Linked DNA regions of Homo sapiens: all the other regions are linked to region 3. The links are chromatin loops, found by intact Hi-C in ENCODE. Cell type or tissue: natural killer cell. All regions are shown on one strand. Links, peaks and the distances in the headings refer to the core of each region. The heading gives the core; the rest is flanking DNA. Region 1 overlaps IL20RA (interleukin 20 receptor subunit alpha). Region 2 has its middle 15 kb from the start of IFNGR1. Region 3 overlaps IL22RA2 (interleukin 22 receptor subunit alpha 2).

What was found. A loop is a pair of places that touch in the nucleus more often than their neighbours do. Peaks named below come from ENCODE experiments on the same cell type or tissue, not always from the same donor. Only the 100,000 strongest peaks of a DNase experiment are listed, where the experiment ranks them.
Region 1: it touches region 3 in a loop (4-fold over the local background); 2 of 110 quality-filtered maps call a loop at or near these places.
Region 2: a loop joins it to region 3, with 3 times the contacts of the local background. A loop is called at or near these places in 4 of 110 quality-filtered maps.

Annotation. Positions count from the first base shown.
Region 1 is chr6:137,030,972-137,038,971 of GRCh38, reverse strand. All of the region lies in intron 1 of IL20RA (interleukin 20 receptor subunit alpha), which reads left to right. Among named protein-coding and RNA genes, the nearest start is that of IL20RA, 10 kb to the left of the region's middle. In natural killer cell, for the core only: no CTCF peak of the experiment used is centred there; a DNase peak (open chromatin) is centred at 4,901; H3K27me3 peaks cover 5,039 bases.
Region 2 is chr6:137,229,209-137,240,373 of GRCh38, reverse strand. No RefSeq gene overlaps it. Among named protein-coding and RNA genes, the nearest start is that of IFNGR1, 15 kb to the right of the region's middle. RefSeq lists enhancers at 10,991-11,140, 11,161-11,165. In natural killer cell, for the core only: no CTCF peak of the experiment used is centred there; DNase peaks (open chromatin) are centred at 5,713, 6,213, 7,533 and 8,293; H3K4me3 peaks cover 463 bases; H3K27ac peaks cover 4,052 bases.
Region 3 is chr6:137,149,848-137,161,012 of GRCh38, reverse strand. IL22RA2 (interleukin 22 receptor subunit alpha 2) reads left to right here. Exons shown (of 7, transcript NM_052962.3): 3 at 2,531-2,666; 4 at 4,159-4,254; 5 at 5,894-6,072. Among named protein-coding and RNA genes, the nearest start is that of IL22RA2, 18 kb to the left of the region's middle. In natural killer cell, for the core only: no CTCF peak of the experiment used is centred there; a DNase peak (open chromatin) is centred at 5,092; H3K27me3 peaks cover 295 bases.

The DNA of each region.
Region 1 (8,000 bases), core at 1-8,000, 120 kb after region 3:
CAACATAAAACTTTTGCTGTTTTTATAATTTTTTAATGAAACTGTATATCTCTATGTTGCCTTTTTTAGTGCTTGGCATAGTATTTTTCACAAAATGATTGTTCTGTAAAGTTGTATGGCTTTCTTAAAAGCAACTTTCATTATATGCGTTACATTTTAAAAATGACTTTCTATTTGCACCATTTTCTTCAAAGTACAATTTTACCAGGTGTCATTGACATGCTGACTTCCATATTGATTTAAAAAAAATGATCATCTGAGGCTTCAGGCAGCATATATTTTATGGAGTAAAATCGCATTATCCATCTTAATTATAACATTATACTTTTGCTATCATCGTGATGTTCTGACAGCATTTTTACATTTTCTTAGTCTACAGTTTATGACATAACACAAAATTTGATATGAGAAACATGAATTAAATCACTTTAATCAATTCCAAGGTCTATCAATTACATATAAAATTGGAGAACAAGGCCAAGGGCAATGGGTCATGCCTGTAATCCCAGAGCTTTGGGAGGTTGAGGCAGAAGGGTCACTTGAGGCCAGGAATTTGAGAGCAGCCAGGAGAGACCCCATCTCTACAAAAAAATTTCAAAAAATAGCCAGGCTTGGTAATGCCTAGCTGCTTGGGAAGCTGAGGCAGGAGGATCACTTGAGCCCAGGAGTTTGGGGCTGCAGTGAGCTATGATCGCACCACTGCAACTCCAGCCCGGGCAACAGAGCAAGACTCTGTCTCAAAAAAAAAAAAAAAAAAAAAAAAAAAGGAGAACAAAAGAACTATAGAAAGAAAGTATGCTAGTCAGAGACATTAAAATTAAATACTGCTTTATCTTTCAGAATTCCTTTTGATGTAGAAACTCAGAGTTGACAGGACCTTAAAAGTCACCCCACCCAGCTGCCACTCTCTTGATTGTCCTCTGCAGCATCACTTCCAAGTAATGACCTGTCTGCTGTGTGAGCACCTCTCATCACAGGATACTCACTACCCTGCACCCAGGCAGGCAGGATGTCCTGTCACTGCAGATTTCAACTATTAAAAAGTTCTTTGATAAAATGAGCTGAGCCTTGATCCTTCAATTTTCACTCACTGTTAGTCCTCATTCTAAGCCAATGAAGTCATGCTGGACAAGCTGTTCAGATCATTGAATTCAACCATCACATTTCCTCTGTGTCTTCTTTCCTCTCCAGAAAACCACCTCCCCAGAAAACTGCTAGGTGCCTTCTCTCTCCCAGTATTTCCAGTATATGTTCCAGTTTGTTTGCAATATCTCGGGCTGACTTCCTATAGATCATGATGAGACTGCTGGTCTACAACATTCTAAACACTGAACCTTGGAAGGTTCATTTACCCTCCAATGATTCAGCATCAGGTTCCTGATGAACACAGGCCTCTGATGTCTAAAAGGAGCCCTCCTTTCTTATCTTTGTTGTCATCTATGAGACACAGACCCTCATTCAAACTCAGAATTTCATATTAGTACAATTTCATTTTGCTCTGGAGGTGATTTTGTTTCTGTTTGCTTCTTACAGCATAGGGAATGAAAGTATGGCATAGTGTTTTATCTAGAACTTGTGATGATGGTCTTAAATGCAACTAAGGCTACTCTTTGCTGAAAGGACAATTTTTATTGACTATAAATATTATCTATACGAAATTGGGTCTGTTTTTTGAGGGTAGCAATCGCTGCATTACACTTTGCACCACCAAAATGGATACTTCAATCACTATCCACTGTTCAAGCAAATGCCAGCTCTACCCACAACACAGAGAAAAGGCATACTTAGTCCTGTACAGACTTGTGGGGAAGCTTTGTTTATACTTCTTGATTTCAACATGTATACCATGTATACTTTTCACCCCGCTTCTTCTCGGCTGCATAGTCCAAAGTTCCATTCCATACAGCTACATTTGCATTTTGATGACGTGGGATATTTTGGCAGCTATGTGCTCCTAGTTAAAGCATTTGTTTACATTATCAACCGTATTTAAATTTCCTCCTTACCAACTTTGCAGGGTTTTCTTTTGTTTTGGTTTTTTTGCTCAACATCAGTCCCCTCATCTTCACTTTCAGGAGACTCCAGCAGCTCTTAGAGCATTCATTTTTCTTTTCAATAAACATTGTGCTCATTGTTGAGGAAAGATACAAGCAAGCAACAGACACCTACTCTATTAGCTTCTCAAGGCTGCCATGGCAAAGTGCCACAAACTGGGTGGCTTAAAATAATGCAACTTTATTGCCTCACAGTCCTGGAGCCTGGAAGTCTGAAATCAAGGTGTCAGCAGGGTGGGTTCTTTCTGAAGGCTGTGAGGGAGAATCCATTCTGTGCCTCTTCGTGCTTCTGGTGGTGCTGGCAATCTTAGGCACCCCTTGGCTTGTAGACACAACACCCTGATCTCTCCCTGATCTTCACATGGCATTCTTCCTGTTTGCCTTCACATAGTCTTCCAGAAGACTCTGCATGTCTGTCTGTGTTCAGATTTCCCTTTTTATGAGGACACCAGTCATACTGCATTTCGGCCCACCCTGATGACCTCATTGTAACTTGCTCATCTCTTTAAAGACCTTATTTCTGAATGAGATCCCATTCTGAGGTACTAGAAGTTAGGATGTCAACATATTTCTTTTGGGCAACACAATTCAACTCATCACATCTACCATACCCTCAAAGACTTATAGAATACCAAGCAGGATCCATGGGCTTGGCATCTATGGTGGAAAAGAATGTTTTCTCAGCCACATGCAGTGGTTCCTCCTCTCCAACATGTTTAGGAGTCTGTGTCCAATGAAGGAAAACTTTTGCAGAAGGGTGAGAGCTGAAAGCCTCTACTGAGAATGTTGAGAGCCCGGACGAGGTCTTCTCTTGTGCTTTCCGTAACTTGACCATAAGGCAGAGCTGTCAATGGGTACTTAATAAAGACTAAAGACATTTAAATTTATCCAGCAGAGGAGCTCACTCTTCTGAGACCTCTGCCTCCCGTCTTGGCTGCTCTAGGGAGCACTTGCCCTGAGAAATCCTCTCCCTTGTTCCAACAAAGACCATTTTCATATGTAAGGCGTAACTACCCATAGTCTTCCAGCCCAGCATCCCTCTCCCTTTCCAACGAACCCATCTATGTTGCAGAATGTCTATAAATTATCTACTAAATGCTCAACTTATTATTTTTAAAATTAGCTTATCAATTTTAAGTGCAAAGTAGAATATCACATGCAGCCCATAATGTAGGGAATGAGGTATTTGAAGTGATCAGATTTAACAAAATAGGATTACCTCAATACCCCATGCATCCATTTTGAGTTTTCAAAACATTTAACTATATCCCGACTCAGTGTAATTTCTAAATAATCCTTCGAGTGATTTTTGCTCACTCATTCATTCAGTGTCATCCTTTTATACATATGGGGAGCTGTTCTAGGCTTCAGGGTGAACAAGAAAACAAGGGCCCTTTCTTCATTTAGTCTTCAGAGAAATATAGACAAGTAAGTGATTGCATTAAAATGTAAATGCCAGAATTGAGGAAAACAGTTTCTTTAGAAGCATAGGATAAGACACCTGATCTAATAATGGTGTCAGGCAGGGCTTCCTATAGGAAGGTCCTTTAAACTGAGACTTATAAGAGTTGTTGGTTAATTAATATACATGTATGCATATGTATATATCACATCACATTCTCCTTACTCAAGGATAAAAGGTGAATCAGAAAAGAAATTTGATATCCAAGTAAATGCCTTTCTATGAATAAATACCTTAAATACTTTTAGTAAAAACCATATTAATTCAATCAGTAGTCATAAGTAGGTTGCCATCTATGTTATATAAAATATTTATAATTCAATATAAATTTAGATCTTTTTAAAAATGTGGTAATATACACCATGGAGTACTATGCAGCCATAAAAAGGAATGGGATCATGTCCTTTTGCAGGGACATGGATGAAGCTGGAGGCCATTATCCTCAGCAAACTAACACAAGAACAGAAAACCAAATACCACATGTTCCCACTCTTTTTTTTTTTTTTTTTCTGAGATGGAGTCTCGCTCTTTCACCCAGGCTGGAGTGCAGTGGCACAATCTCGGCTCACTGCAACCTCCGCCTTCCGGGTTCTCACCATTCTCCTGCCTCAGCCTCCCAAGTAGCTAGGACTACAGGCGCCCGCCACCACGCCCGGCTCATTTTTTTTTTTATATTTTTAGTAGAGACAGGGTTTCACCGTGTTAGCCAGGGTGGTCTCCATCTCCTGACCTTGTGATCTGCCCGCCTTGGCCTCCCAAAGTGCTGGGATTACAGGCGTGAGCCACCGCACCTGGCCCACATGTTCTCACTCTTAAGTGGGAGCTGAACAATGAGAACACATGGACACAGGGAGGGGAACAACACACACCGGGGCCTGTGAGGAGTGCTGGGGGAGGGAGAGCATCAGGATAAATAGCTAATGCATGCAGGGCTTATCACCTAGGTGATGGGTTGATAGGTGCAGCAAACCACCGTGGCATACGGTTTACCTATGTAACAAACCTGCACATTCTGCACGTGTATCCTGAAACTTAAAATAAAATAAAATAAAATATAAAAAATAAAATAAATTCAGGTCTTTTAAATTTAAATATTAGCAAACAAATAAAGCTAAGTCCTGCTATCAGCATATTCCATATATAAATTACCAAGTAGTTAATATTCCTTTTCACATACATTTCTTTCTTAAAACACTAAAAATGAACAAACAAACAAAAATCCAATAATAGCAAAATCCCATGGAAAGGATGATTTTTCTGAGTGGTAGTCATCTAGTGGGTAGGAGTCAGGGGTTTTGTGACTGTAGGACACTGACCTCAAGATCATCGGCAGCCTCAACAAGCCACTGTGGTCTGCGGCTCTTTGCAACACTCACTCAAACCACAGTAATCAAAAGGCACACATTATGCTGTGGCTTCTGACATAGGTACTATTTACCACTTCCTGAGTCAACCCAGTCCTTTAAGGACTCTGTTAACTTTCATGAACAACATCAAAGGAACTGTCTTGCCTGGTCCAGTATCCAAGTTGTTTCTGGAGGTGTTGCAATGAAACAGTGAATTGAATAGTGTCCTCCCAAAAGTAATTTCCACCTACAACCTCAGAATATGACCTTATTTGGAAGTAGAGTTTTTGCAGACGTAATTAGTTCAGAATTTTGTATTGGTCCATTCTCGCCTTGCTACAAAGAAATACCTGTGACCGGGAAATTTATAAAGAAAATAAGTTTAATTGGCACTTGGTTCTACAGGCTACACTGGAAGAATGGTGCTGGCACCTGCTTGGCTTTTGGGGAGGCCTCAGGAAACTTACAATCATGGCAGAAGGCGGAAGGGGAGCAAGCATGTCACATGGCCTGGGCAGAAACAAGAGAGAGCAATGGTGGGGAGGTGCTACACACTTTAAACAACCAGATCTTGTGAGAACTCACTCACTATCAGGAGAACAGCACCAAGCGGGTGGTGCTAAACCACTAATGCCCACTTTGTGGGCATTCCATTCATGAGAAATCCACCCCCATGGTCCAATCACCTCCCACCAGGTCCTACCTCTTACATTGGGAATTTTTAGTACTTCAACATGAGATTTGGGCAAGGACACATATCCAAACTATATAAGATTTCATGATGAAATCATCCCAGAATTAGGGTGGACTGGTGTCCTTGTAAGAAGAGGATGGGACTCAGAAAAACCACATGAAGGCCAAGGTGAGCAGAGACTGGAGTGATGTTGCCATGAGCCAAGGAACACCTGGGGCCACCAGGAGCTGAAAGAGGCAATGAAACATAGTTTTCTAGAACCATCTGAGGGAGTGTGGCCCTGCTGACTCCTTGATATCAGACATCCAGCCTTAGAGCTGTGAGATAATGAATGTCCATTGTTTTAAGCCACCTAGTTTGTGGTACTTTGTTTTGGCAGCCCTAGGAAACTAATACAAGGGACTTGGACTCTTCTTTGTGGGCGTCTCTTCATTATTGCCCTGCTTTTATCCTGATTACTCTTGTTTTATATCTTGTGGCAAAATAATGTAAGTACCTCAAAGAGCCAGTCTTCTGCAAGTCCTGTTCAGCATATGGAATCTCTGTTCATTTTACTGCATTTAGTTACACAACTTTATCAAGGCGTAATTCAGCCTTGAAGAGGTCCGATCCTAGTCCTGGTCACCCTCAAAACAATTCATCATTCTGATAGTGTTCTTGATGGCTACCGAACACTTCTATCTTCCTGGTGTGTGATTGGAAAGTCTGAGATTCCAGTTGAGATCATGCCGTCAATCTCATTTGCCTCCAAATTCCAAGCAACAATCAGCAGAAGTAAATACTATTCATTATTTTCTTGAAAGTTAAAAGAAATGCAACATTGAAATTACTGTACACAAATGCTTCCACCGAAACAGAAAGTGAGAACTTGGAGCCAGGATCTCAGGGCCATGTGGAAAGAATAGCAATCGGGAAATCAGAGGATGGAAGTTCAGCCCCTCCTCGTCCACTGCCCTCTGTGGGCAAGTCACTTACCTTGAATGGGCTTTGGTTTTCTCATCTATGAAGGAGTAGGGTTCCATGATTTCTGAGGCCCAGAGATGACCACTGCCTGGGCAGTACCAGGCCATCACTTCACCTGCCTTGTGCCCTCCACCCGCCTGAGGGAACCTGCCCTGTCACTCTGTCCTTGGGGCTGGCCTTTGTACCCTGGTTCCCACCAGCTGTCTCCTGCCACTGAAACTAGCCCCTGCCTAACCCTCCACATTTCTTACATTTCCCCCAGGAGTCTCCCCACATTACCACCTATGCAACAACACAACAATCTTTTTCCTCTCCACAGAGCTTATTCTAATTCATACCAAGTAGATACCATACTGGATTTATTTTCTTTTTTTTCTTTTCTTTTTTTTTTTTTTTTTTTGAGACAGAATCTTGCTCTGTCGCCCAGGCTGGAGTGCAGTGGCACGATCTTGGCTCACTACAACCTCTGCCTCCCAGGTTCAAGTGATTCTCATGACTCAGCCTCCCAAGTAGCTGGGATTACAGGCACGTGCGCTGCCACGACCGACTAATTTTTGTTTAGTAGAGATGGGGTTTTGCCATGTTGGCCAGGCTGGTCTAGAACTCCTGGCCTTAAGTGATCTGCCAACCTCGGCCTCCCAAAATGCTGTAACTACAGGCATGAGCCAACACACCCAGCCTCATACTGGATAACCATCCTCTTTCATTTTCTTGATCACAACCTGATACAGGATTATACGAAGGACATAGTTCTGTAACAGTGAAGCATCACTTGATGATGGGGATACCTTCTCAGAAGTGTGTCCTTAGGTGATTTCATCCTTGTGCAAACATCATAGAATGTACTTCCCCAAACCTAAATGAAATAGCCTACCACTACACACCTAGGATATATGGCATAGCCAATTTACCCCTAGGCTACCAACCTGTACTGCATGCTACTGTACTGAATACTGTAGGCATTTGTAACACAATAGTATTTGTGTATCTAAAAATAGATACACATCTTATATATACATCATCTTATGGGACCAGCATCATTGACTGAACGTTGTTTTGCAGCACGTGACATTATTTCTGAAGTGTGCACCAGTGGTTTAAGTTGATCTTTGAGCTAGCAGTGCAGTTACCCAGCTACACCCAGCTGTACATTGTATCATCCAGGGCCCCAGCAACAGCACTGCTTGTTAATTTATTGTGGCTGTTATAGGCTGAAAGGTAACTTATGCAGGAAGGGTATCCAGCATAGGTGAGCGAATTGGATGTGCTTGGAGGAAATGGGCTGTTTTAAGTCTTTTGATGTCCACTGCCATTGGCCTGCCATTTGCCTGCTTCCCACAGATAAGTAATTCGTGGCAATGTTTATTACTGATAATAATGGCAGTTATTCATATAATAACAATAGTTATTGTTAACGGTAAGGAACAGTAAATATTTACAATGAATAGTAACTGTTGAGATGGGTGGCTGGGAGGAAATAA
Region 2 (11,165 bases), core at 1,648-9,647, 79 kb before region 3:
CTGCACTCCAGCCTGGGCAGCAGAAGGTGACTCTGTCTCAAAAAAGAAAAAAAAAGCGTTCCTTGGAACAACAGAGAAACTTTCTTGTAATGTCAGCATAAAATAAAGCACATGGTGTAACTTCCCCTCAACCAAACCACAAACAATTACAGCATAAACATCCATGTCTTTATAAAGCAACAACTAAAAATGTTACATTCAAAGTTAGGACTATGGAAAAAGGGACAATTTTTTAAATGCAGCTTGATGTATTTTATGGTATGGAATATCTCTTCCTGTAAGTTATCAAAATATGAAATACCATTTATTTATGTGCAAGCTGCTATACTGCATTACATGGGTTAGCTCATTCATTCTTCCCAAAATCCTGTGGAAAAATTATTATTATTATCATCCACCTTTTACAAGTGAGGAAAATAAGGCATAGAGAATCAGTTTCATGGCTTATAAATGAATAAGCCAAAATTCAAAACCATGGCTGTCTGACTCCAGAATTAAAGCTCTATTTTTTTTTTTTTTTAGCAAATTGTCTTTCCCTATAGCTATGGATATTTCCAAAAGAAGAGGCTTGAAGGCCTTTGCTCTTTTCTATATATATTCTTTCATTTATTTTACCTATTGCTTTTAAAAACACTTCCCCAAAATGAGTATGTTAGAATTAGAACATTGCCTACCTGTAAGACTTTATGACTGGTGCTGTTTGACACATCCTACACTACTCCTCCATGTATGCATCATGTATCCTTAATTTCTTCCTCTCTCTTTTTTTTTCTTTTGAGGTCTCGCTCTGTCGCCTAGGCTAGGGTGCAGTGGCACGATCTCAGCTCACTGCTGCAGCCTCTGCCTCCTGAGCTCAAGTGATCCTCTCATCTCAGCCTCCAAAATAGCTGGAACTACAGGCCCATGCCCAGCTATTTTTTGTAGAGATGGGGTTTCACCATGTTGCCCAGGCTGGTCTCGAACTCCTGAGCTCAAGTGATATGCCTGCCTTGGCCTCCTAAAGTGCTGTGATTACAGGCATGAGCCATATATCCTTAACTTCTGAGAATTTTTATTTTGAATACCATGCTCTCAATTCATAACAGGTAGTATATAAGTTTAGGTAGGCATTTAATTTATTTTGTCGTCAGATTTTTTAATCCTAGAAATAAGTACATTTAAATGCTCTCTGATCTACCCTGTACAATTCCATGAGTCTACAAATAGGCCTAAATGCCATTATATTATCTATTATGCCCCAAACAGCTCCTTCCCAATGTCCCTGTTTATCAACGGATATTTAAGCAGACTCCTGGTGGAAACCAGGAAATGAATTGCACGCATATCTAGGTAAAAGCAATTCAAGCAGAGGAACAGAATGTGAGGTTGGAGCCTGACTGGTATGTTCAAGAAACCTACAAAAGGCCTTATAAATGGAGCAGAGAAAGCAAAAGAAAAAGTGGCACAAGACGAGGTGTGAGCAAGGCTAGCTGTGCAGATGTGCAGTCACAGAAGGCCATGGGCATAGAAGGGCACTGCACTTTGTTTAATGCTCTGTCATCAGCACCTTGAATTACTTCATAATATTTTTAATAAGAAGCCCCACATTTCATTTGGTACTAGGAAATGCAAATTATGTAGCCAGTCCTGGGTTAGAGCAGTAGCAAGAAGTCAATTGCTGGAGAATCCTTTAGCCATTGACTATTGTAAGGACTTTAACTCTGAATAAGATAAGAAACCATTGAAGGATTCTGAACAGCAGAATGATGAGCTTAGAGTGTTTTTTCTTTTAAATTACTCTGGCTCCTGCCATTAGGATGGATCTAAGAGGACAAGAGTAAAAACAGAGAGTTTCAGCAAGAATCCAGTTAGGAGATAATGATGATTTGGTCCACTACGGTGCAGTAGAATTGGAAAGAAATGGTCAGATTCCAGGCATATTTTGTAGGTGAAGCCAGAAACATACGCTGATGGAGATAATGTGGGGCAGAAAAGAAAGAGGGACATCAAAGGTGATCTCAAGGTTTTGCGCCTGAGCATTTGGAAGAAGAGAGGAAGACTGAAAGAAGCAGGCTTGGGGTTATGGAGATCCAGAGTTTGGTCGTGGATATGTTGAAGTTTGAGATGTTTATTAGACACTCAAGGGGAAGTGTTGAGTAGCTAGGTAAATATGCAAGTCTGGGGTCTAAGAAAAAGGTTTGGGCTAGAGATTTAAATATTCGGATGTGGAGAAGATGAGGAGGAACCAGCAAAGGAGAATAAGGAGGAATCAGCAAAGGAGAATGAGAAAGAGCAGCCAGTAAAACAAAGGAATCAAGAGGAAGTATAACAGTACCCTAAGATTCAGAGAGGAAAGAAGAAGGGACCTTCTTGTGTGTCAGTTAGCCTATGTCAATATGCTGATAGGTCAAGTAAAATGCAGCTGGGGAAGTGCATGACCATTGGATTTAGCAAGACAGGGACTTGAAAAATGTTTCACTGTACTGTTGGGATCCTTCTCCTTATTGTCTAAATGTGAAACTTCAAGCATGTCAACTCCTTATTTACCCTCATGTCAATAATATTCAGCTACTAATTTTGATAATCCTTTTATCATTTCCACCCTCTTTATACATTTTTTTTTATTTTATCACACCCAGCCTTTACCAACATTACAATCTAGTTCAGGCCCCTGTTATTTCAGGACTGGATTCCTGAGTACTGCCCCAGGCTGTCTCCTAGTTTAAGCTCACCAGCAGCCCATCTTGCTTAGTCATCTGGGAACAAAGCTTTCCTTGGGAATTTCCCAGGTTCTTCTGCTCTTAAAAGAAACATACCAATGGCAGGCTTCCCTCACCCACTTCCCCACCCCAGTGCACAAACATGCCCTCCTGATATACAGCACACTCCTAATACTTGTCAACCCCAAAGGTCTGCCTGAACTCCAAAGAACCCACAGTTAGAATTGCCACTCAGGAATTCCAAGAGGCCCCTTCTAATCATCAGAATTTGAGGGGACTGATCCACCAGTCTCTGTTAATCTATAAGGAAGTGTGAGAGATTGAAATATATCAACACTGATTAAGTTGGGCAAAGGACAGATGCTTTCCAATAAAATATAAGCTCATATACCTATTAGAAAAAAGTAAAACTTTTAAAAACCTGAAAATATTTTACTACAAGGGCACAGAGCAAGTGGAATTCTCATTTACTGCTGGCAGGAATTCAAAATGGTTTAGCCACTTTGGAAAATAGTTTGGCAGTTTCTTATAAAGTTAAACAAATTCGTGGCACATGACCCAGCAGTCCCACCCCTAGGTATTTGGCCCACATAAACTAAAACATGTGTCCACATACAGAAAAGTCTAAAAGTGAATGTTTACAGCAGCTTTATTCATAATCACCAACAACTGGAAACAACCCAAATGACCACCAACTGGTGAACAGATCGATCTTTTCAAAATGTTGTACATCCATAAAATGGAAGCCTGCTCTAGAATAAAAAAGAACTAAGTGTTGATGCACGCAACAACACAGATGCATCTCAAAAGCAGTATCCCAAGGGAAGGGGACGGAGACAAAAGGCTAAGTCCTGAATGATTCCATTTCTATGGCATTCAGGAAAAGGCTAATCTGTACAGATGGAAAACAGATAAGCGTTTACTAGGTGGTGGGTGGAGGTAGGTGACTGCAAAGGGACCTAAGGGAACTTTTTGTGAATTAACTTGATTGTGGTTGTACTTAGATGACTGTATAGGTTGTCAATGCCATAAAATGTATGTTGAAAGTGATGCTTTTGACTGCATGCAAATATAAATAATACCTCAATAAATCTGATTTTCAAAAGTAGTGGCAGGGCACGGTGGCTCACGCCTGTAATCCCAGCACTTTGGGAGGCTGAGGCAGGTGGATCACAAGATCAGGAGATCAAGACCATCCTGGCTAATATGGTGAAACCCTGTCTCTACTAAAAATACAAAAAAAAAATTAGCCAGGCGTGGTGGCGGGCACCTGTAGTCCCAGCTACTCGGGAGGCTGAGGCAAGAGAATGGTGTGAACCCGGGAGGCGGAGCTTGCAGTGAGCTGAGATCGTGCCACTGCACTACAGCCTGAGCGACTGAGCAAGACTCCATCTCAAAAAAAAAAAAAAAAAAAAAGAAGTAAGTTAGAATCATGAAAGCAAATGAGGGCAAGTACTTTGGTTTACTCACTGCTTTCTCCCTAGTACCTATAACAGTAACTGGCACATGAAAAGTATTTACAGTAAGGAAGGAAGATAGAAAATAGAGAAAGAAAAAGAAAAATTGAAGGAAAGAAGTGGCGGAGGGAAAGAGGGAAGCAAACAAAATATTTCTGTATTAAAATGTCAACCACTGCATTACTTGTTCGGCAACAATTTGGAAACCATCTAAATATTCACCCTAAAGGGAATAGGTAAGTACATGATGGTTCATTTATAAAATGACAATATTCAGCCTTTTAAAATGTTTATGAAGTCTTTAATGAAAAATAAAATGCTGAGTTAAGCATGTTGGCTCATGGTCTGTAATCCCAACTACTCAGGAGGCTGAGGCAAGAGGATCATTTGAGCCCAGGAGTTCAAGACCAGGCTGCACAAAATAGGGAGACTTCATCTCTAAAAAGAGTTTTAAAATTCAACTGGGCATGGGGGTACATGTCTGTAGTCCCAGGTACTTGGGAGGCTGAGGCAGAGGATTGGTTGAGCACAGGAGTTCGAGGCTGCAGTGAGCTATGATTGCACCACCGCACTCCAGTCTGGGTGACAGAGGCAGATCCGTCACTAAAAATAGTAACAGTAATAATAATTTTTTTAAAAATAGATGCTAAAATATAATATTAAGCCAAAATAAGACAGAATTCAAAGTTAAATACACAGCATACTTAGCTATGTAAAATTTTTAAACATTTCATATAAAAAGTATTCCAAAAAAATAGCCAAAAATTATAATAGTAGGTCTCTATAGGTGATGAGATTATGCTTACTGGTTTTCAGGTTTTTTCTCACACTTCCCTGTACGTCCAAGGCTTTGCACATGAGAATAAATTGAAAACAGTATTAAAACGTACTTTAAAAAAATTGATGTTCAGCAAAAGAATCTAGACACCAGACTACCTAAAGTAAGATTCCACTTATATAAGGTACAAAACAGGAAAAACCAAGCTCTGCTATTAGAAGTGAGGACAAGGGTTCCCTGTAGGCTAAAGAGAAAAGAATAGCAGGGAGTATAAAGAGGACTGGGAGCTGCTGGTTACTTAGATATTCTCAGTTTTTGAAAATGAATAATTATATTCACGTATGTGCACTTTTCTGTATGTATATTATAATTTGCTCAAAGTGATTTTAAGAAAAAGTATTATAGTTCTCATCCCAGAAAGAGGCAGAAGTGGATATTTTAAAGATCCTAGAAGTCTTCCTAAAACTATGCCCACAACTAACATTGCCCAATTAATTAATCTATTTTCTTGGTTGAGAACTTAATTCATACCAACAGAACAAGCAACCAAGTTTCTTTTAAAAAGTTCAGGACTTAATATACTAACCAGTCCTCCAGATTCTCACAGATCATACTAAATACCCATAAGAGCATTGAAAGGTTGGCAATGAAATGCCTACTAAACAGGTGTATGCATTAAAGAATTAGGCTACAGAGAGTGCGCCACTGCACTCCAGCGTGGGTGACAAAAAAAAAAAAGGCTATAAATATGACTCATCTACATGTTTCTACTGGTGAAAAAACTCACTGCCATTTCCTTCCTCTTAAGGAAGTAAGGACGCCTTTTATAGCCCTTTCTCGCAGGTGGATGGATGGCTGGAGGAGAAAGAGGACAGTCAAGCAGAAAAGGAAAAGAAAAGTGATGAACCTCAGTGGGGTTTGTCCAATTAAGCCACATCTGAATATAAGTAAGAAAGGATTCCTGAAAAAAAATACATGTGTACCAGCTACTTATACAGAGGTAGTCAATTAAGGACATAGTATAGAAAGCAAACTGCAATGTTAAGAAATAAAAAATAATTTTTAACCAATAGGTATTCTTAACAAAAAGTTGTTAAAATGAGTAAGAGATGTGGCAAATAGAAAATATAATAGGAAGAATGTGCATTCAAAGACAGAAGGGAAAATAAATACTTGGGTGTGCTTTCTTCCCTTCCTCCACTTCCTTGTTTTCACCATCAAGAAACACTGATCCTCCTCCTGAAAAGTCCCCGAGATATAAAACCTTGCTTCCTCAATCTTGAAGCAATGACTCATCTTTTTAGCACAGCTCTCCCCTTTCCTCTTCCCACGATTCAAAGTCCCTTCAATTGAAGGCAGACCAGATTATTTGGCAACTTTAGAAGACAAGCTTTCTTTTCAGGAGTCAGAGCCAAAGGGATTTCCCTGAGGAAAATACTAACAGGAAATGTGCACCAGTAGAAGGAGACTCAGAGACCTGGCCGAATCCTGCCTGCAGGACAGGCCAACTGAGTCACCTGGCTTGGGACTTTGGGAAGATCAGTTAGTTGGTCTGCCTCTCTGTGACCACATCTACAAAATGATAATAAATAACATTGGTGTGCTGCCTACTGCTTACACTTGTGGGAATCCAATAATACAATGGTTGTTTAAAAGTACTCCCTACATTGTACAGCACACAGTGATGAGTTCCTGTTACTATTATTACATCAGGAGTCAGTACTGATAGGTAGTCCACAGGCTCAGATCAGCTGCAGTGTGAAAGATGAACAGAAAAATTAGATACAGTTCCTAGACCAGGGCTCCCAAGCTGAATGCCTTTGATTTAAAATCAGGCTGTCTCCAAACCTTTTGCCCAGCACGGTGGCTCACGCCTGTAATCCCAGCACTTTGGGAGGGCAAGGCAGGCGGATGGCTTGATCTCAGGGTTTGAGACCAGCCCAGGCAATATGATGAAACCCCAGTTCTACAAAAAATAGAAAAATTAGCTGGGTGTGGTGGCGCATGCCTGTAGTTCCAGCTACTAGGGAAGCAGTGGTGGAGGATCGCTTGAAGCCAGGAGGTGGAGGTTGAAGTGAGCCAAGATTGCACCACTGCACGCCAGCCTGGGCAACAGAGTGAGATCACAAAATAAATAAAATAAAATAAAATAAAATCAGGCTGTGACAACTGTCACTCTCTACATGTAGCAGAAACTGATTCATGGGTAAAAATCAGAAGCTGTACAGTGGCTTCTTTAATCATGGACATGGCAACAGAAAAACAATAAAACAATTGCTCCGTAGCCCATGGTGCTCTAGTTCCTGCTTCCTTTCCCAAGGCCCAACCTTTGGAGTCCCTGATATAAATTGAAATGCAAATGAATTAAAAACAACATCAAAAATACTTTTAAAAAGCATGGCTGTTTAGCAAAAGAATCTAGACACAAAAAAGTGCATACGGTAAGATTCCACTTATCTCTGCCCCCACCTCCTTCCAACAAATTTCAATTTTGGACTAAAATAATTTACAATTTAAAAGCCTCATAGTGTTGCAAAGGAGGGCTAGACGGAGGACCTAGAACCTAGCACTTCCTGGTGCAGTCACTGTCAGGGTGAGGCACTGCAGTGACCTGCCGACTGAGGAAGACTTGGCCAAAAAGAACAGGCAATGGAGCTGAGCTGAGAATGAACGAGGATCAGATGGCAGGCTGTTGCAGTGACCAAGCAGAAGTGCCCAAGGCCAACACAGTGACCACAGATATGAGGACAAAACGACAAACATGAAGGACATTATGTGCTAGTCCAGCAGATTTTAATGCAAATCACATATATCATTTTACATTTTCTATTAGCCCCTTTAAATAAGTATAAAAGGTATAAAGAAATAGGTGAAAATAATTTTGGTCATATATTTTATTTAACTCAATATATTCAAATTATGATCATTCAATGTATAATTGATATTTTTTAAACATTAATGAAATGTTTTATTTTCATCTTTTGTACATACATCTTCCAGAGCCAGTATGTATTCAACACTTACAGTTCAACACCGTGAGGGCTAGCCACATCTCAAGTGCTCAGAAGACACATGTAGCTAGTGGTCATCATCGTGGACAAGGAAAGCCTAGACTCTTAAAATACCTTTAGATGTTTTAGTCTATCTCATTTCATAACCTACAAACTGGACCAGATTTACTGATTTTTAAATCAAAATCTTTGACTCTTAAAAATCGATTGTATGTCCAGTCCATTTCATGTTCCAAAATCTTCCACTTAGAGAAGAGTCCGCTCACATGAATTGGAACTAAAAGCAATGTTCACCGTGAGTGTTCTAGCTAAAAAACCACAAAATCCCTAACTCGTCTTCACTGCTGAGACATTAACACACTTCTAACCACAGAGCTGAAAAAGCAAATCTTTTGAAGTGATAATGAGGCAATGATTAGAACTTAACACCTTCTAAAAAGGAAGCTCATTGCTACAGCTATTTAAACCTCTAAGTTCTAATTCAAAACCTCTCAATTTTATTTTTGACAGTGAAAATGGGATCAATTTCTACTATCTAAAAGTATTGTTTCTATAATTTCATTCCATTTTCCTAAAAGAAACATAAAAATAACAGAAATTTAATACAATCATCATCACAATAACCATTTAATAACAAAACTACTCAGTAGCTGATAATTTTAAGCCAACAATGAAAGATAAACAAAGAATCTGTTTCTCATGAGGTTGGGCATAGCTTCAGGAATGGGGGAGCTTTCTCTTTGCCCTCACCCAGTCAGAAACACTGCTTGTGTCCTGCAAGGCAGGTTCGGGGCTCAATTCACCTCCCTAACTTCTCTTCTATCTCAGATGCCCTATCTTCCTAAGGCACCAAGCCTAGAGTGTATATGAAAACTATACTGGACACCATTTTTTTTCTTACTGAAGCAGATTCCAACTATTGTTCCTTTTTCTGGAAGTTTTGTCACTCAGAGGCAGTTGGAAGCAAGTTCAACCATGTGGCTAGGTAGTCAGACCTTCTTTTGTGCTACCAGGCCTGTCTCTTGGAACTTGGTACTACGAGAGTCCTTACTTCCTTCTCAGAGACAGGTGCCCCACTCAGAAGCAAGTGCCCTAAAACTGCAATACGACAGAAGAAATTCTGCCAGCAGACAGCCTTGAGACTCGAACTGCAACATCAGCTGCTCTCTGGTCTCTGCCTGGTGGCCCACTCTACAGCTTTTGGACTTACCAGCCTCCATAATCATGTAGGCCAGTTCCTTAAAATAAATCTTTCTCTCTGCAGATACACATCCTATTGGCTCTGTTTCTCTGGAGAATCCCGACTTATGCCATCACGTGCAACGTTTCAAAAGTTTAGTTGGTGATTTAATGGACTATGCTGCTAGTGATTTCTGACCAAGCCTAGGAGAGTTTGAAGATTCCTCTTGAACATAGGGTTGTCTCTTAAAACATCCATTCCAGCCCTCCCCAACTGCATAGCGGTCATGGGGTTTGGGTGGAGCGGACCTCACCCCTCACTCCAGGGGGGACCACATTGGTGATCCAGACCTAAGCCATTACTGCCCCTAATTCCCTGCCCAAGGAAACTGGTCAGAGATAGTCTGTTTGAAATTTGTAGCAAATGTCCTGTCTCCCTCTGAGTGAGAAGGAGGAGCATCTTGGCTCTGTGGCTTCTGCAATTTACCTTGTGACCACGGGGGAAGTCAGCCTTAAGATGAGGAAGGGACAAAACAGGCACACAAAAGTGGAGCTGTGCGAATCAGGACTAAAGCATGTTTACCCATTTGAACCAGTCTTATACCTGACCCAATGGCAGTCTCATCTAATGGCTTTAAGCCCTGTTCCCGCTGGATGGTGGCTCAGAATATAGACATGATGCCCTACGTGTGGTCTCTCCTTTGCCCCACTCTAGCATTGCTGTGTTTGCAGAGCCTCAGCCTCTCTGGAATTTCCATGGTAAGGGTCCCGATCCTTAGAACTTTAGTCTGCTCAGCTTTATTAGCACTCTAATTTCTCACCAGAACTGGAGCACTGCCCAGCAAACCAGCCACCTGGCAGGGGTTCTGAAACCCTGCCTTATCTTTATCTCTCTCTCTCTCTCTCTCTCTGCCCCACCGCCCCACCCCATATATATATGACAGCCCCTGACTTCTTCTGAACAACTGTATCAAACAAGAGAGCAGACTCCCTCCACTCACCACCACTCACAGCCCATGCCACAGCACTACCACCCACCTGATAGTATGTCAGTTGAGGACCCTGGGATAGAGATGCTGCTTGGTCAGAGATTGTTTTCCCACCTTCTGGAAAATTTCCTACCTGCCTCAAAGGCCAACTTTAGAGCCCAGTTCTCCCCAGCCCCACCTCTAGTATTTCAACTTTCCCAGCTAAAGATCCAGCACATTCCGTTAACACATCTTTTTAGAGTGTAAATTGTGAGAGCATGAGGAGCCTTGTGTGGCTGTCTCCCTTGAAAACAGGGTGAAAGTGGCCTAAGTGGAGGAGGATGAATGCAATGTGGATGTGGTGATCTCAGCCACTACGCCTGCACCACCAGAATGCAGCTGCACAAACTCCCTTCCAACTGAAGTCTTGCCATGTGTGTTTGAAGAAATGTAGGCACTTGTCCACACCCAAGATATAAGGGGGGTCTGGGAAATATAGTGTTTGTTTAATTCTCCCTTGAGCAAGCAGAACTTAAGGAATCATCACAATGACTGGAAGTGTCAAAATGCATTGAAAGGTTTTAGACCACAAATAGGACATGTTATCTACACTTGCCCTTACTAAGTGCACAGACACTTAGGATGGGAACAAAAGTACAATCGATGGAAAGCCAAGCTCAACTTCACACTTTACCAGAACCACTGGCCCTCACTAATGCCTGGTGCTGCTGCCCAGAATGGGTCGCTCTGCCACACTTCACTCCCACAGTGGCTTTCTTCCAGAGGCCAACTGTCCTCTCTGCCATCCTTCATATCTGTTTCTATGTCCCTGAGTCTCAATTGCAGGCAGGATTCAAGGTCATTTCAAGAGATTTCCAGTCCAGTTTAAATCAGGGGATATGGCTCAGCACCTGTGTAAGGCTCCTGTCCATTTCATGGCAGTTAGGAAGTCCCCCAATATCTTGTGACCATTATCAGATTTGCTTGTCCTATGCAGTCTGAGGAGCTCCAGCTGGTGATTCTGCTGAACACCAGCTGTCTGAGTCTCAGCTTTAGCCCCATGAAATAACCAA
Region 3 (11,165 bases), core at 1,764-9,763:
GCAAGTTAACAAATGGGTACCTCTCAGTGTAAGTGATTTAAGTAACTTGCCAAGATGGTGCAGTTGTCCAGTGACTAATACATAAAAGCAATTCAAGCCTTCATCTTCCAGAAGTGTTTGGATTTGAGAAGACTCTGGTACTTGGTAACAGCAAGGGCACATTTAGCAAAATACGGCAGGAATTCAAATGCTACCAAAATGTTCCTGGCTCTGCATCTTACCAAACCTGTAACCTCGAGTAAGAGATGCAACTTTCTAAAGCCTCAGCTTCCTCATCTGTAGAATGCGATAATAAAAATATTTACCTTACTTGGTGGCTGTGGGAATTAAGTAAGTTGTAAAGCTTTGAACATAGTGCCTAACATAAGTTAATGTTCATATATGTTCAATGTTTGATGAATGCCGGCCAGAAGGAGGAGGAGGAGGGAAGAAGGAAGAAGATAAAGTATAGCCTCAGCTTCTAATTGGTCTGCCTCTTTCATTAGCTCCTCTCTCCCATGGCTTTGCTCTTGGTTTTCTGTTGGAGGGTAATGGCAGGCTCTGCACTCAGACTGTCTGGGTACAAAATCAGCTTCACCATTGGCTGCCTGGCAATCTCCTTCAGGTGTCCAAGGCTTCGTTTTTTCAGTCTGTAAGAGGAAGACCATAATGCACAGTACCTTCCTCACAGAAGAGCTGGGCAAATTAAATGAGTGAATGCAGATAAAAGTCCCTCAGTGCCTGGTGCAGTGTTATTACTGTTGGTGGTGGTAGCACTGATGTTACAAAAATGAGAGAAGAAATCCATAGACAGAGAGATTAAGGGCATTAAGCCATCTATCTTCATGTTAGCAAATCAATTCTAGGCAGGCCTTCAGGAAATTGTGCCTGTCATCTCCTGAAAACTTCTGGAATGTTTATGTTCTAAAGATGACTGATCAGGCAGTGATTTTTGTGAGCAAAATCAACTGTGGCTGTAGACTCTTTCCAAGAACACAACACCATTTGATGCACTGATGGTGGTCCAAACAATAAAAGTGAAAACAAATTAAAAAACAAATAACAGTATTCACACTATTTGGTTGGTAAGAAGAAAGGCCTGAGGAAACAGTCTTGTTCATTTGAAAATAACAAGTCTTGAAAGTTCAGAGCTGAGACCATGGGCTTGGAAGTGTTTTTTTAACCATCTCAATAACGTGATACATTTGAGCAAAGACTTGAAGGAGGTGGAGAAATGAGCCATGTGAAATCCAGGGGAAGAGCAGACCAGGAAAAGGGAAGGGCCAGTGCAGAGGCCCTAAGGCAGAGTCACTGGAGTCATGGTGGAGCAAGTGAAGGAGTCAACACTGCAAACACAGGGGTCGGGGTGACAGAAGATGAGGTCAGGGAGAAAACAGAAGATATGCTTCCTGGCCGGGTGCAGTGGCTCACGCCTGTAATCCCAGCACTTTGGGAGGCCGAGGTGGGCGGATCACTTGAGGTCAGGAGTTCGAGACCAGCCTGCCCAACATGGCAAAACCCCATCTCTACTAAAAATACAAAAAAATTAGCCAGGCATGGTGGCGGGCACCTGTAATCCCAGCTACTCAGGAGGCTGAGGCAGGAGAATCGCTTGAATCCGGGAGGCAGAGGTTGCAGTGAGCTGAGATCACGCCACTGCACTCCAGCCAGGGCGACAAGAGTGAAACTCCATCCAAAAAAAAAAGATATGCTTCTTGACTCCTCCTTCTGCCCAACTTCTTATCCCTTATAAAAAACCTTGAACCCTAAGTAAAATTTTGCCAAAATTCTCTTGCCTCCATGCAACTAAAGGCAAGCAAGGTTGTACCACCTATGTTGCCTGATTTGAGGAAGAAAGCACAAGTCATGCCAGTGCAAAATTATCCCATGCCATGCCATGATTAGTCTCAGAAACACTACCCCCCAGCAGGGTCTTGGGCAGTTTTCCTCATTAGCATGACCATTTCATCTGAGGGATTATGCTTGGATACTTGGAGCCAGGATGCAGGCAGGTAAATACAGCCATTCAGGAGTGGGACAGCAAAGGCAGACCTACCTGGAAGCAGGACCCAGAGATTGAGCAAGAACCTGCGAAAGGAGGGACTGAGTGCTGGGCTGAGGTCCTGGAGCCCAGAAGTGGTCACTAGCAAATTTTGCTTGAGTAGTACCAATATAGTGATTCCTAAGAAGATGGTTGGTGGTCTTAGTGTGGGTCTTTCATCTCAGTCATTATATTCCATCACTATTTGGGAACAAAATAAGAGCAATATTTTTTTTAATGCAATTTACTTCCCCCACAGCCTGGGAAATAGGGTGGGAAGGTATCACGTACATGTTTATGATCTGGAACTCATTATTCTGAGACTTTAGCGTGCATCAAAATCATTGCATTGAAGATTCAAAATGTTGATTTCTGGGCTCCACCTCTACTATCTGCACTTAGAGCAACTACTTTAGGGAATCCTGATGCAGGTATTCCACTGAAAACTACTGCTGGGAACAGCAGTGCTCCAAGCAACGTTCAATGTTCTTCCTTCTCTTATTATCTTAGGAACTCAGTCAACGCATGAGTCTCTGAAGCCTCAGAGGGTACAATTTCAGTCCCGAAATTTTCACAACATTTTGCAATGGCAGCCTGGGAGGGCACTTACTGGCAACAGCAGTGTCTATTTTGTGCAGTACAAAATGTAAGTAAATTGAGCCTCCTTCAGCTGATAGAGATGGCACTGGGATAACATGTTCTAGAATGCAATGGAGTGTTAGGATCCGAGCTTTTTTTCAGTTTCAGAGGGGTTGAGAAGAAGCCAAGGTCAGGATAACAGTGACTTGTCTCCCCTGAAGGCTGCCTGGGGACTCAAAATGCATGATGGTATGCAGTGCACTGGGCAGATACTTCAGCCCTAGACCTGCACCAAGACCTCACAGGCTCAGCCTTTGCCTCCATGGAGGAGCCTGGCACATGGTGGGTTCTCAATATAGATTTGTCAGGCGAATGTTGGAAGCAACTTATTAGCACATAGCGAGTACTCAGTGAGTGAAACTATCGGTAGTTGAAAAAGAAGTTGTGGCAAACATGGTGGTGAGTGTGTAAAATAAGGTTTTAATTTAAAAGTCACTTTCAGAGTGGATTTACTATTTAGAAAATTCCTTTCAAAAACTAATGACTCTCGTAAGCATGAACACAAACTGGAACACGCTGCTGCATGTTCCTCTCGTGTGATCCTCAGGCTACTCCTGCTGGATCATTGCCAAAACTCAGATATAATCTACTCCTTTCCTGGCTCAAGGCTTGGAAACAAACACTCTTGACTTGAAAATGTCAGGTTTTTCCACTCATATATTTCTGGGGGGGTGAGGGGGGTTGAGGCTCAATCCTGTCTCCTGACAGTGAGACAGGAGATATTACAGTTTAGCTTTCATGGTTTTTCAATAGAAATTCAGGAAATCAAATGCAGCTATGGCCAAAGTAGCAATTTTTATCCCATAAATTCATCCATGTCTCTCCAGCATGGGGTAGGTCCTAGGTCAGATTTTCCTGCTAATTAATTTCGGAAGGAATATCCCCAGAAGCATCTCCATCTTTAACCGCTACGACTTCTCTCTACATATTTTATGTAGCGATTGTAAAATGTACAAATCTTTACAATGAAGGTTTCTCCATTACAAAAGTAGATTTGTGCATTGCTGGAGATACTTTCAGCATGCAGAAAGTAAAGATTGGTACTCTTTTTATGCTTCCCCTGGAGTAGTATAAATAGGTCAAAAGTGGACCTATTTGTGGTCCAAAGTACTAAGAAGATTAGAAACTGTTTTACCATGAATCTAATGAAGATTAAACTTCAGGACCCCAATGCAAGGATTTTATATTTATAAATCTTTTCCTAAAGAGGACTCCCAAGCTGCTATGGTTTGAGTTTGTCTCCACCAAAATTCATGTTGAAATTTGATCCTTAGTGTGGTGGTGTTGGAAGTAGGGCCTCGTAGGAGGTGTTTGGGTCATGGGGATGGAGCACTCATGAATGGCTTGGTACCATTATTGCTGCAGTTGAGTGAGTTCTCACTCTTGCAAGACTGAATTTGTCATGGAAATGTTTCTATGAGAGTGGTTGTTGTAAAGCCAGGATGCCCCTTGAGTTTGGCCTCTTCACACGATCTGTTTTCCCCATTGACCTTCTCTAGCATGTTCTCATGCAGCATGAAAAGCTCTCACCAGAAGCCAAGTGGATGCTGGCAGCACATTTCTTGTAACTTCCCAGGCTGCAGAACATTGGCTAAGTACACCTCTTTTCCTTATCAATTACCTAGCCTCAGGTGTTCTGTTATAGAAACATTAAATGGACCAAGATTGTATAAATTTCAGACCCCAGAATACCTGAATCCATTCCTGTCTCTAAGGGATTTTCAACAGCACAAGACAAATTTATAATTTTGAAAACTTTCACTTTGGTGTATCCAGTTCATGGGCTATAATACTGTTATATCCCTTGCGTTTAGAATAGGATAAACAATGAGATATTATTTTAAAAGAGAAGTCTGTCATTACAGCTAAGTTCAAGACTTATTATAAATAAATAATAATTTTAAAACATCAAATTATACTCAATATATGTTGTGGTTCTGCTTTAATTGTGATGGAATGAAACTGCTGTCACCATGTAGATTACCGAGTATAGATACCGTCTATCTTCCTTATTATGTGTCTAGAAAGCTAGATTTCAAGTCTTTCAATAAATATTTTGGGAAACCTTTCTCCCCAGACTCCAATTCCTTCTCTTTTCCCCACCATCACTTTGTTACATTGGTCTGATTTATGGCAGGTAAGGAAACAAAGCGTGAATCTTCCCTTTGACTATTACACCATCCTGTGGCCTCAGGCTGAGTCAACCACTCTGCCTCTTGCCTCACTACCTTTTTTCATGGGATTCCCTCCCCCTCTCCCAACCCCTAATTACAGGGCTCCATATATAGTCCTCAATAAAAGTTCCCGTCAATTTTCAATAAAGAGATTAATCATGTATGTTGGGTAGGCAACACCTGAGATGAAAAGTGGTAGCAACTTCTCAGAAGCAGCCACATTACTCAACAGCAAGCTGATGAGAAGTGGAGAAAAACCACAAACAGCCAAAACCACAGAGCATTAAGGATGTGGAGAGTGAGTATTCAAAAATGGAAGTCAGTCCACACACCAGAAAGAACATTTTGCCAAGTATTAAAAAAAAGGTTAAAACCCTTATGTTAGTGATACAGAAAGCGTCAGGGATGTTTATCTTCCAGCAAGACAGCACTTTAGGTAATGCTGTGGTTTCTATGTGTCCCCCAAAAGTTCATGTGTTGGAAACCTGATCCCCAGTGCAGCAATGTTGAGAGGTGGGACTTTGGGGAGATGATTGGGTCATGAGGATTCTGCCCCCATGAATGGATTCATCCATTGATGGATTAACGAATTAATGTGTTATTGAGGAAGTGGGCTAGTTATCAAAAAAGTTGGTCTGTTTTATATATATTTTATATTTTATATATATATGTATATATATGTATATGCCATCTCTCTTGAATCCCTGTGAAGTCCTCTGTCACCTTAAGTCTCTGCAGAGAGTCCCCACCAGCAAGAAGGCCCTCACCAGATGTGGCTCTTATGGCTCTTAGACATTAGACTTCCTAGCCTCCAAAACTGTAAGAAATAAATTCCTTTTCTTTATAAATTACCCAGTCTCGGGTATTCAGTTATAGCAACAGAAAATGGACTGAAACAGTTAATAAGAAGGAATTTTTTTAAAGATTCTGAAGAGGAGCCATAAGCTATCATGGTGGTATTGCTACTAGAATCAGGTATAAAAAATTATTAGTCTGAAAATACTGAAGACTCCTTGAGTGGAGAAAAGAAACTCAGATCTTTGCCTTTTCCCTGCTACAGATATGGACAGAGACAATGGAAAAATAAAGAAGACTGTTGGGGTACTCAAGAACTCTCTTGTGACCTTACCAGTGAAACCTCAGACATACAGGAACCTTATTACGGGAGGGTGAGGGCGGCCTCGGCTGGGAGCTACTCAGAATGGAGCATGACGCCGCGGTTCACTCCCTGGTGGGAAAGTGAGTTCCATGGAGTTTCTTTGCCCTTGTTCTTCCTGCTTTTGGACAGCCCTCCCGGAGCACGGCTAGTGACTAGGCCTTGTGCTTTGCTGAGGTCTCTACATCATTATCTCTTTTGGTCTAATTGTCAGAACAACTCTAGGAGATAGCTTTTATTATCCTAATTTTCTAGTCCAGAACATCAAGATGTAGAGGCTTTAGTCATTGCTCCAATCTCGCAATCTGTATTATCCAAGTCAGGGTTCAAATTTGCTATATCTGACTGCAGAGCCTCCACTCCATCAATTTGTCACCTTGTGTGTGTGTGTGTGTGTGTGTGTTTGTGTGTGACAGGGTCTCGCTTTGTCACCCAGGCTGGAGTGCAGTGGCACGATCTTGGCTCACTGCAACCTCTGCATCCCGGGTTCAAGCGATTCTCCGGCCTCTGCCTCCCGAGTAGCTAGGATTACAAGTGTGTGCCACCACCCTTGGCTAATTTTTGTATTTTTAGTAGAGACGGGGTTTCATCATATTGGCCAGGCTGGTTTCAAACTCCTGACCTCAGGTGATCTGCCCCCTTTGGCCTCCCAAAGTGCTGGGATTATGGGTGTGAGCCACCATGCCCAGCCCCTAAAAAAGTATTTTTAGACAGCAGAATTTGTCATAGTGCCTAGTCCTTCCCCAAACACGAGGGTTAAGTTCATGAAAATACTGATTACAGGAATTTTCTGTTGAGGAAATTAAGACTTTTAGTCACCTCCCCAAAAAGGCAGACCAAAAGTGCTTTCTCAGTATCCATCCTGAAGGATATTTATTCCTTTTTTAGTTTAGTCACAACCATAGAATAATATAATCTAAGACATAGGTGTTAAAATTAACCATTACCAACAGACATTGGATAAAATAGTAGAGAGAGAGAGAGAAGGGGTTTAATGTATAGATATAAAGATGTGCATAAATAGAACAAGAAAAAAAAAAGATATTTACCACAGTCCTCATAATTGCAACAAGTCAACTAGTCATGAAGCTGTAGTTAATATTTATGACTTCTTCCTTCATTATAAACTCAACATTCACTTTCTTTCCAGCCAGCACTTCAGCTCTTTATCCACGAGGAGTTTGAGTCCTTTTGGTGTTTCCTGTCTCCGCTTGACCTAACCTTACATTAATTTTTATCACTGAATAGAGAAGCTCTAAGAGGCACACCAGAGGATACCAAGAATTCTTCCACCTGACCCCATTGTATTTATAACTATATTATGCCTTGAAAATCAGAATGAATCACCCTAGACAATATAAGAACCTCATTTTCTTTTTGTTAGTTAAATGGCATGAGGCGCTCCAAATGGTCAGGAGAGAGCCTCGACTTCCAATTTTTGGAAACCATTTTTGTTATAAACCAGAAGAATTCAAGGCCAAGCATATGGGAAACAAAAACATGTCATAAGTTGTTCACTATGGGTAACAGTCAGAGTTGCCCCTCCCACTTCTACTTCTTGTATCCTAGACCAGTGAATTCTGTCTGTGGAAGAAATAGCACCATATATTGGCCCTAGGCTTAGTGAAGCATTTACCAATTGGAGCATTTACCAATTCATATGCCAATTCACAAGACGTCTCTCAAACTGAGTTTTCAATTATCCATTTCACCTTCCTATAAAGTCATGGATTTCTGAGCGACAAATATATGATATATATTTGTCCTATGGGTCTTGAGACCTTGCTTCACTCCTTTCACATTAACTTAAGTTCTTTGTCATAAGCAATGTATTGTGGAGTACTATGCTCATGAACAAGGCATTGACTACATCTATGGGTGTATGTGTGGTCCCAGGAGTGGTTAGGGGTCTGCTAATAAAAGCATTGAAGCAGTAAATAAAAATCTATAAACAAAATCTGTAACCAGAATCTATATCCAGCAGTAAAGAAAATCTATAACCAATGTCTCTTGCCCCCTCCCTTTTGGAAGGGAACAAAAATAAACCTACCTGCAACGAGATGGAAGATGAGAGCCCCTGGAATATGGCACTATACTAGGGGTTCAACATTGATCTTCCTTACTGGAAAGTTGGACACTCTGCAGGTCAGACCAACTTTGGTAAGAGGAGATCCATATTGTTAAGTCTATATATAGCCTCCATCATGCAACTATTTTGTTCAAGAGCCCATAGAGCAACTACAGGACACTGGGGAAATAGATGGTCACTGCATCCACTTAGATTTTTTTAAACAGCCTTATTGAGATATAATTCACACAGCCTATACTTTAAGCATATAGCATACAGTTTAATGGTTTTTACTATATTCACAAATATGTACAACCATCACTCACAGTCAATTTTAGAACATTTTTATCACCTCAAAAAGCAACTCCATACCCTTTGGCTATCACCTTCCAGTCTCACCATTCCCTTAGCCCTCAGCCCCGGCAACTACTAATCTTTCTGTCTCTATAGAGTTCCCTGTTCTAGATAGACTAATATAATACATGATTTTTTTGACTGGCTTCTTTCACTTAACGTGTTTTCAAAGTTCATTCAGATTGTAGTATGTATCAGTACTTCATTCTTTTTTGTGACCAAATAATACATTATATGGATATACCACATATTATTTATCCTTTCTTCAGTTGATAGACATTTGGGTAGTTTCCACTTTTTGGCTATTATGAATAATGCTACTATAAACAGTCATGTAAAAATTTTTGAGTGTGAGTTTTTTTGTTTTTTTTTCTTGTTTGTTTTTTTGAGAGACAGGATCCTGCTCTGTCACCTGGGCTGGAGCGCAGTGGCACAAACATAGCTCACTTCAGTCTTGAACCCCTGGGCTCCAGCAATCCTTCCACCTCAGCCTCCCAAGTACCAAGGACTATCAGGCATACGCCACCACACATAGCTGGGCATACCTTTATATTTCTCTTCAATATATACATAGGAGTGGAATTGCTGGGTCTCATAGTAACTCTATATTTAATCATTTGAGGAAATGCCAGACTACTTTCAAAGCATCTGCACTATTTTACATTCCCATCAGCAATATATGAGAGTTTTGATTTTTCCACATTTTTACCAATCTTTTTTGACTATAGCCATCCTAATAGGTATAAAATGGTAACTCATGTGGTTTTTATTTGCATTTACCTGCTAATTAATGATGTTGAGCTTCTGTTTTATGCTTATTGGCTATTTTGTACCTTCCTTGGAGAATTGTCCATTGAGATCCTTTGCCCATTTAAAAAATTTAATCAAATCTTTTTATTTTTGAGTTGTAAGGGTTCTTTATATATTCTGCATACCAATGCCTTATCAGATATATGATCCTCAGCTAGCTCCTCCCATTCTGTGAGTTGTCTTTTTACTTTCTTGATGGTATCACTTGACACCAAGTTTTAAACTTGGATGAAATCCAATTTATTTCTTCTTTTGTTGCTTGTGCTTTTGGTGTCATATCTAAGAATCCTTTGCCAAATCCAAAATCATGAAGATTTACCCTATGTTTTCTCCTAAGAGTTTTATAGTTTTATCTCTCACAGTTAAGTCTGATTCATTTTGAGTTAATTTTTGTATGTGGTGTGAGGTAAGGGTCCAATATTATTCTTTGACATATGACTATCCAGCTGTCCCAGCACCATTTGTTGAAAATTATCCCATTGAGAGTTCTTGGCACACTTGTTGAAAATCAATAGACCATAGACGTGTAGTTTATTTCCAGACTCTCAATTCTATTCTATTGAGCTATACATTCATCATTGTGCCCATACCACACTATTTTGATTATTGTTGCTTTGTAGTAAGCTTTGAAATTGGGAAGGGTGAGCCCTCCTCTTTATTCATCTTTTTCAAGATTGTTTTGACTATTATGGGTTCCTTGCAATTCTCTAACCACCCAGATTTTTTAAGACCACTTTTCAGTATGAGCCTTTTGCTTTGCATTCATATGGCCACAGAAATATTCACATTCTGTATCTTAGTACTTAGGGATCCATCCATACACCTCTTCTAACTGGTGCAAGGTCCAGTGAGATCCAAATTAATTAGATACTGTCCAAAATGCTAGATGCATTTTCCCCCAACTCTCTAATTAGCAGGAGGGTGGAATAGAGTTGAGCAAACTAATTCATGGTAACTCTTGGTTGTCTCTTGGATACATTGAAATTCAAAGCCAATATACTCAACAAGCAATTCTCTAGTAGAGGAAAAGGAGATTTCATGACTAAACTGATGAACACCAGTGAAGGGAATTCACAGATCAGTGTGATTATTATATTCAAGCCTAGAAATAGGGTCACATTCAAATTTACTTATCAAACAAAGTTTCCTTCAGTCTAAGCCATTAGGCCAGTCAGGTAAGAATAGCCAAAGACATTGACTGACACAGCTTTAGCTCAATTCTATTTAAATTGGGATAGTGTTGAGTTAAGAAGGGTTTGTGTGTTTTCTGTATGACCTTTCTCCCTAAAAAAAAAAAAAAAAAAAAAAAAATCAGAAAAGAAAAGAAAAGAAAAAAGCTTTAGACCAGGTCCTTTAAAAAGCCATTTTATTTCGGGGCCTCTTAGTAGAAGAATAAGAAACCCAGTCTATAGCTACTACTCTTGTTGATGCAATAGTGAGAAGAATCACCCACTCAGCTGCCTCCTCACCCCCAGGCTTGCGCTCTCCCACCACAGCTCCTAAGAACTTCTGAAGAACATATTTCAAAAAAGCACGTTTCTAGTTCCTCAAGACAGCATGTTTGTGGCATCTGTGATATAGACTAATGAGCCAGCTGCATGCATTGCCTCCTCTGACACCTGTTTTTGAGCAGCAGGATGTTATCTTAGATTAAGAAGTTCTGATTTATGGTGTCTATCTAGAGACAAAGCAAGATTTTAAAAATAAAATAAAACAAAGTAAACTTTCTTCAGTTAAAAGCAGCGTTTGATACTTAGCGAGATTTCAGTATTATTTGACCCTAGAATTACTTGGATTAAAAATAGATGTGAAGGCCAGGTGTGTTGGCTCCATGCCTGTAATCCCAGCACTTTGGGAGGCCGAGGTAGGAGGATCACTTGAGGCAAAGAATAGAGCATTTCAAGCAAGGGACCAGCATTTGCAAAGGCCCTCTGGCATAGCAAA